Regions from separate parts of the Homo sapiens genome. Here region 1 is linked to region 2. A link is a contact called in ENCODE Hi-C or POLR2A ChIA-PET data. All regions are on one chromosome and are shown on one strand. The core of a region is the stretch at or near the end of the contact, and the rest is flanking DNA. Distances in the headings are between cores, read along the strand shown. Region 1 holds the start of DCLK2 (doublecortin like kinase 2). Region 2 has its middle 80 kb from the start of DCLK2.

What was found. Hi-C counts contacts between places; a loop is a spot of excess contacts on that map. ChIA-PET counts read pairs that join two places held with the same protein, here RNA polymerase II (POLR2A). Pooled maps may share reads with other maps.
Region 1: a map of transverse colon shows a loop between it and region 2 (2.6-fold over the local background). The contact joins the promoter of DCLK2 here to the enhancer-like site in region 2. A Hi-C loop is called at or near these places in 12 of 168 maps with a recorded cell type or tissue (IMR-90, cardiac septum, chondrocyte and 9 more) and 15 of 50 pooled maps. POLR2A ChIA-PET finds 5 or more read pairs at or near these places in 5 of 52 experiments (A549, AG04449, BJ and 2 more).

Annotation. Positions count from the first base shown.
Region 1 is chr4:150,076,428-150,080,414 of GRCh38, forward strand. It overlaps DCLK2 (doublecortin like kinase 2), which reads left to right and starts at 2,018. Exons shown (of 16, transcript NM_001040260.4): 1 at 2,018-3,021. The coding sequence starts at 2,601.
Region 2 is chr4:149,996,027-149,999,953 of GRCh38, forward strand. No RefSeq gene overlaps it. Among named protein-coding and RNA genes, the nearest start is that of DCLK2, 80 kb to the right of the region's middle. Within about 2 kb of position 2,030, at least 3 of the 41 ENCODE cell types and tissues checked have a DNase peak (open chromatin) inside an H3K27ac peak, as active enhancers do; they include transverse colon, where a contact is called at or near this core.

The sequences.
Region 1 (3,987 bases), core at 768-3,267, 80 kb after region 2:
GGTACTCATGACAAGGAACTGAGGCCTCCTTACCATTCATGTGAATGGGCTGTCTTGGAAATGGATCTTCTTGACCCAGTCAAGCCTTTAGATGGCTGTGACCCCTGTCAACATCTTGACAGCAATCACATGAGGCTTTGAGGTAAACTGCTCCCAGATTTCCGATCTGCCAAAAATGCTGAGATTATGCATGTTTATTGTTGTAAATCATTAAGTTTAGGATAATTTGTTTCTACAGCAATAGTTTACAAAGTCTTTTTCCCCCTAAGAAATACTAACAGTGATACAAATGAACATGGCCATCTTAAGGCAAGTTGATGGGCTCTGTGGAGTTACTGGTACTTAGATGGAAACTTATCTCAATAAATTTGCAATTTAGTTTCTTGTTTCTCAAAGTCTTGTACCAAGACCAGCAGCATTGGCATTACCCAGGGGCTCATCAGAAATGCAGAATCTCAAACTCCACCCCAGAGCTACAGAATAGCAATCTGCATTTTAACGAGATTCCCCTATGACATGTAAATATATTAAAGTTTGAGAAGAAGCACTGATTTATTTGATTCCTGGTGTTACAGCCTGTGGTTGGAAACTCTGGATATACCTTAGGGGTACTTTTAAAAAAATACTGTTGGAGAAGCCCGTCTCCAGAAATTCTGATTTAACTGATCTAGGTTGAGGCCTTTTAAGGTGGTGGACCTAATGATGCTGCAGGATTTTCCTCTAGAAAAACTACATTGAAGCCTCAGATCAGCTCTGACTTCCTAGCATGCCCCAACCCCGCAGGAAGTTAGGTATGCCCAGGTGTATGCCCAGAACTGCCTTAGGAGTAGTATTGTGCACCGAGCAGGAGACCTTTCTGGAGCTGCCATGAAGGGTGTGTATGCGTGTGTGTGCGTGTGTTTGGTGGGGCGCACCAACTTCACAGATGCTAGACCGTTGCATGTGCTTCTACCTTCTTTTATTCATGCTCTTCCAGGACTCAGTTCAACCCGAAAAAAAGCAACTATGCCTTTCTTCCTGAAAGGTCAGTTTGGATTGCTGTCTAGGGCTGCTCAGAAAACCAGGTGTTGAATGTTCTAAGGTTTCACGTGCCAAATTGGGATCAAACATATTTGAGCTTTATTTTTCCTAATAACAAAATGCAAGTAACTAGTATTTCTCTTAAGTCTTGGAAAAGATGTTTTTATTGTTGAATAGACACTACGGCATTAAGATTTCCACTATGATGGGTGCTCACAAATGATAGGCCTCTTAGGTAAGAAGCTTTAATTGACAACATTAAATATGCGGGGCGGGGGGAGTGGGTGCAGAGTCTCTCTTTCCTTTGTTAGGGCATCCCAGTGACAGAAACAATGCCTGACACATGGTACGCTCTCGATAAATATTCGTTGATTACATAACCCCCTCTACCACCCAATAACTTCTCATCATTCATTCAAAGTTACTGAACGTACCATATTAGCGAATCTGCAATGGAAACAGTGGAGGCTGTTTTCTCAAAGGATTTTCTAATAAAGCAACAAATCTTTTTTAAAAAAAATGAATGGTGTGCCCCAAGTCAATGCTGGGCTTCGGATTTCTGCGGTAGTTTGGCCTGGGGTCCTCACTGGGATGCTGGCTGGGGATGTGCTCCCTGCCCTTGAATCTCCTTCCTTTGTAGTTTTTGGCCTGCGCGGTTACGTTTCCCAGGCGGAGGAGCGCGCGTCGCGGCTGCGCCCATTAACGCGCGGCGCCGGGCAGGAGCCGTCAGGCGGGCGGGGCTGCCCGGGACCCGCAGGAGCTGCTCCTCCCGCGCCGGCGCTCGGCCCCCTCCTCCGCCCCCTCCTCCGCCCCCTCCTCCCCTTCTCCGCGGTTTGGCATCCCCGGGGCCGGGAAGCCTCCTCCAGCGCTGACAGCCTGTCGGCGGCGGAGGGAGGCCAGAGCGCGGATGCTTGCCAGTGGGCCGGGCCTGACCGCTGCGTGGGAGGCGGGCTGCATTATTTCCCGCTAGGGCCGCGCTCCAGGGAAGGAAGGGGCCAGACACGGCCCTCTCAGCCCCGAACGGCGCGCGCTGCCCGGCGGGCGGGATCCGGGCGCGGCCGAGGCGGCGGCGCTGCACCCCGGGCCTGGGCCCGCGCGACTCCCCCGGGGGCCTCTCCCACGCTCCGCGCCCCGCCCCACCCTTCCTTCCTTCCTCCCCTCGGCGCTCCCGGGAGCGCTCGGCAGACGCCCGAGCTTTGTGGGCGCCCGCGGGCCCAGCGCGAGCCTCGGGCGGCCCAACTTTGCCTCTCCCGGTCGGCTCCCGAGCGGGACTTGTGAGGCGTGGCCGGGTGGAGGAGGCGCTTGCGGGGGCGTGGGGCTCCCCGGCAGGCGGGAGGCACGGAGCAAGTCGCACTGGACAATGACCTGGGCAGCTCGGCGCTGCGGACACTTTTAGCTGAGGGCGCGGGCGGGTCGGCTCCTCCGCGGCTCCTCGGCCCCACCTGCGCGGAGAGGGCGGGATGCCAGAGCCAGGTGTCCCGGCGCGTTAAGGGCCCTCGCAGTCAGACGTCCCTGCACCGGCGCTCGCACCCTTAGTCGGCCCGGAACGTCTTTTTGCGGACGCCCTCGGAGCAGCCGCGATGGCCAGCACCAGGAGTATCGAGCTGGAGCACTTTGAGGAACGGGACAAAAGGCCGCGGCCGGGGTCGCGGAGAGGGGCCCCCAGCTCCTCCGGGGGCAGCAGCAGCTCGGGCCCCAAGGGGAACGGGCTCATCCCCAGTCCGGCGCACAGTGCCCACTGCAGCTTCTACCGCACGCGGACCCTGCAGGCCCTCAGCTCGGAGAAGAAGGCCAAGAAGGCGCGCTTCTACCGGAACGGGGACCGCTACTTCAAGGGCCTGGTGTTTGCCATCTCCAGCGACCGCTTCCGGTCCTTCGATGCGCTCCTCATAGAGCTCACCCGCTCCCTGTCGGACAACGTGAACCTGCCCCAGGGTGTCCGCACTATCTACACCATCGACGGCAGCCGGAAGGTCACCAGCCTGGACGAGCTGCTGGAAGGTAGGAGGGGAGGGCGCCGCACGGCAGGTGCGGCGGAGCGCCGGCAGGTGCAGTGGGCGTGAGCCGGCGCAGCGGGGAGCCCGCGGGGTGCTTTCCAAGCCGCACGGGAATTGATGCTTCTGTCTGCTTCTCTAGAGATTGGCTGGGGGTGGGGGCCGGTGGGGTGCCCACATACACACTGACTTTCCTTCCCAAGAGGTTTGTCTCTTAAAGAAGGAAAAAATTTCCTGATGGTCAGGCCAATTTAGGCACTGGTGGCATCTCCTAAGATTGTTGAACTTATTTGTATTGAAGTGCAAACTGTTTGAGAAAATGGTTCTCCCATGGGGAGCTGGGTAATCCCCTACTAATAAGCTCTGTTGGACCCTCGGTGTGGACCCTGGTGCAGGCTCCTGTCATGTTCCAGTATTCGGGGTCCTGTTGTGACTGCTGTCAGAAGCTGTGGTTGTGAAATGCTCTAGGTTGGCTTTCCTAGTTTGCCTTGCAGCAGAAGTTACTTGAGGTGAAGAGGGATGATCCTAGACAGCAGGTCTCAACCTTGGCTTCATCTTGGATCACACTGGGGACTTCGAAAAATATGGGACCCTGATCCCCCAACCCCCAGATATCCTGATTAAATTGGTTGGGTTTGGGGTGTGGGTTAGGCGTCTGGAGTCTCAAAAGCCCCCCCCCCAGGTGATTCTAATGTGGGACCCTGGTTAACAATCACCGTGCTAAAGGGTTTTCCACATTTGGTTGGAAAAAAGGTAAATCAAGGTCAATCTCTCCAGCCTTATCCTCTAATAAGAGTACCTAATTAGAATGATAGAGGCCATTGGATTCAGCAGTGGGGACTTATTAAAAATTAGTAATTCTGCTGTGTCAACCATGCCTCGGTCAAAGAGACTGCTTGGCTGGATGTTGGGTCATCCTTGAATTCCTGCAATACGTATGCCTCATCCTTTTCAGGTAGAAAAGGCATTATCA
Region 2 (3,927 bases), core at 780-3,279:
GTATGCTTATCTCAACAGTGAATTGATTATGCAGCAAATACTCAAACGTAAGTATCACATTTTTACAAGTATCATATTAAAGAGGTACATATCATTCTTTGCTTTTGTTTTCAAAAATAATGCTTTGTACATATACAGACCTATAAAAGAAACCACAAAACCAACATGTGTATAATAATTTTGTAACTCTATACGTTTGTAATAATTTTGTAACTATATTTAAGCCTGATCATGTCAATCAGTAGCAAATTATTTCTTCAAAATCCTGACTAAAACTGTCTTAGACTATATTTTATTCATATTGTTTGGGTTATGGCTTTAGGCGCTTTACTATTCAACATCATCAATGTTCAAGTTGAAAACATTAATTAAAATTAATTTACAGCTTGTATTTAAATTAAGTCTACACAGTCTACCTTTAGGAAATTAAATCCCATTTTGGCTTAAGACAGATATTTAGCAGAAATTTATTACGTTTGTCTCATGAGCTTTAAAAATTTATGAATGGAAAGAAATTAATTTTAAGTAAAGTAATCTAAACTTAACTGCCTATATTTTTCAAGAAAGTTTCAGCCAGGCACGGTGGCTCACCTGTAGTCCCAGCACTTTGGGAGGCCTAGGTGGGTGGGTCATTTGAGGTCAGGAGTTCAAGACCAGCCTGGCCAACATGGTAAAACCCCATCTCTACTAAAAATACAAAAATTAGCCAGGCGGTAGTGGCACATGACTTTAATCCCCACTACTCCAGAAGCTGAGGCAGGAGAATCCCTTGAGTCTGGGAGGCAGAGATTGTAGTGAGCCTTGATCGCGCCTCTGCACTCCAGTCTGGGTGACAGAGTGAGACCCTGTCTCAAAAAAAAAAAAAGAATGAAAGAAAAAGTTTTGCTGAAAAGTCATTTTTTCTCTAAATAAGAAGAAACTACTCTTGTACACACCATATCAGTTTTTTGTCCCATAAAAATTTGTGATAAAACTTTTAGGCTGTGGTAGGCTGAATAATGGCCCCCAAAGTTGTCCACATCTTAATGCCTGGAATCTATTAATATGTTATCTTACAAGGCAAAAGAGAGTTAACAGATTGATTTGAATTTAGGGTCTTAAAATATAAAGAGTAGCTCAGATTGTCCAGGTGAGCCTAATGTAATCACAAGGGTTGTTATAGGAAAGAGCAGAAAAGCTGGGGTTGGAAGAGAGGGAGAGAGAATGATTTGAAGATGTTAAGATGCAAGATTTGAAGATGGAGGAAGAGTCCACTGCCAAGGAATGCAGGCAGCCTCTAGAAGCTGGGAAAGGCAAGGAAATTGATTCTTCTCTGCAGCCTCCAGAAGAATGCAGCCCTACTAACCCATTTTGATTTTCTAGTCTCCGGAATAGCACAATAATAAATTAGGGTTGTTTTAAGTTACTAAGTTTGTGGTAATTTGTTACAGCAGCAATTGGAAACAAATACATAGGCCTAATTGGATAAGGTGAAAGCACACACATACACACATGTACACACACACAATCAAACAGGTAATTTTTTTTAACAGGAAAGAAAAACTGAGTGTCATCTACCTACAACTACTGATTTGCTTTGTGGGGTTTATATGCTTGGTGGAGAGGGGGAACAAACAAAATGAGTAGGTTAATAGGTTGGCCAAAATAAATGGATCCCCAGGAAAACTGCATTCTCTATTCAAAAGACCATTGACAATCATTCTTGGATTATCATACCTACAAATTACTGACCCTGCTAAAGCACCACGAGCTGCAGATATGAAAATTTTTGTGCAGTTTCCCTGAGACATGAAAATTATTTGAAGGGTTCATCCAGATAAAATGATTCAAAGTGGCTATATTACACATTCACTTGCTCACGTGTTCACTGTCTACGCCCACACTCCACACAGGAGACAGCACAGTGGCAGTGTCTCCAGGAACATGAGGCTGACCCTAGAGACCAACAATAAGGAAGCCTTGTATTCCTCACTCCTACAGAGGTGTGAGCGTTTCATCTTATTTGAACACTAGCTCTCTGTTAACACTTTGTTGTTGCTGACTCATCAGGCACTGCCTTCCATGTTTGCTCATCTGTGTCATTTGCAGTTTTGAATCCAGTAGTATCTTAGTCTTTGCTCATTTACTCTCTCACACTGCAGTCTCATAGCTACTGAATCATTGTCCCTGAAAGTCCTGCTTCCCTCTACTTCCATGCCAGGTTCTGTAGCTCTGCATGTCTTTCTGGAGCAAGTTTTCTGGTTGTCCCTGTAAGAGCAGTTCTCCGTTCTGAAGCTGCATACTCAGTGATCTGTGCCAGGAGTTGGCAGTTACAGCCCAAGGCCAAATCCAGCCCACTACCTGTTTTTGTAAAGTTTTATTGGAACACAGCCATCCTCTCTTGTTTACAAGTTGTCTATGGCTGCTTTCAAACCACAACTTCAGAGCTGAGTAGTTGTGATAGAGGTCTTATGGCCTGCAAAATCTGAAATATTTACTATGTGAAATATTAAGAAAAACATTGGTGGCTTTTGCTCTATGATTTTATGGCTATCAAAAGAGGGTTTTGACCTTTATTCCATTGGAAGAGACACTTCCTTTCTGTTTAGAGTAAAAATTGAAAGTTGTTCTGGCTGGCCTGGTGGTTCACATCTGTAATCCCAGCACTGTGGGAGGCCGAGGCAGGCAGATAACTTGAGGCCAGGAGTTCAAGACCAGCCTGGCCAATATGGTGAAACCCCATCTCTACAAAAAATACAAAAAGTAACCGGGCTTGGTGGCGCACACCTGTATTCCCAGCTACTTGGGAGGCTGAGCCACAAGAATCCCTTGAGCCTGGGAGGCAGAGGTTGCGGTGAGCTGAGATCATGCCACTGCACTCCAGCCTGGGCAACACAGCAAGACTCTGTCTCGAAAAAAAAAAAGAAATAAGAAATAAGAAAATTGTTCCTTCGTGCTTGCAACACAAAATCACCTGCTGCGTAACAGTGTTACCACTATCCAACACTGTTTGTGTCTTCAGATATTATTGTTTATTCACATAATGTACAACAGCATACAGATTATTAAAAAGTGCTGTGCAAAAAGAAGATATTGTCTTACCAGAGAAAAGGAGCATTGCAGGTTTTGTGATTACCCATGAATATGTATTTTAAAAATCGGTTTTATTTTTATGATAGGAAAAAGGTTTTGTTGATTTGCAGAACTTCTGATCAAATACTTTCAGAACCTGGGTTCCAACTGTTTCCTCCACAATAGCTATTCTTGATAACGTCAATGAGAATTCTATACACAAAGCTGCTTTTCTGTAGCAAGTACCTGTGCATATGTTTTCATAATAATCGGAGCATTTTTGTAATAATTTTTAAACTTATACACAATGACATTGAATCAGTAAGACAAAGTCCTAAATCTTCTCTCTTCTCTAAGAAAACTCCCCGTATTTCAAATGCTGAAAATAGGGATTTTGTTTACTCCAGCCAGCATTATTTATAGATTGCCCAAAATTTGCATTTTTGAATGGGAATTTATAGACCTCCCATTATTTTAGCATTTAAAAAATTATCTAATAAATTCTATAGCATAAAGAACTGTTTGAGCATCAAATCCAGATTCTCATAATGGAAATTATCTGAGCATGTTTCTCTGCCTGGCAGAAGGTGGCACTAGAGTTATGCTTGCAAAACCAGTGCGAAATGTCTGCAGAGGCAGTACTTAATTGGCCAGACTTCAAACAGCGGGCTAGCATGGAAATCAGCATATATACTGTTAGTAGTCTTTGAATCAGAATCAAGGCCATATTAACCAAACTTCTCAGAATCCTCCTCCAAATCCTTCAAACAAGTGTCACTAAATAATCATTCTACAGATATTTATTGAGTCCCTAATACTGCATAAAATACCCTCTCTATGTATTAGTAATACCCAGTAAACAATACAGATATTGAA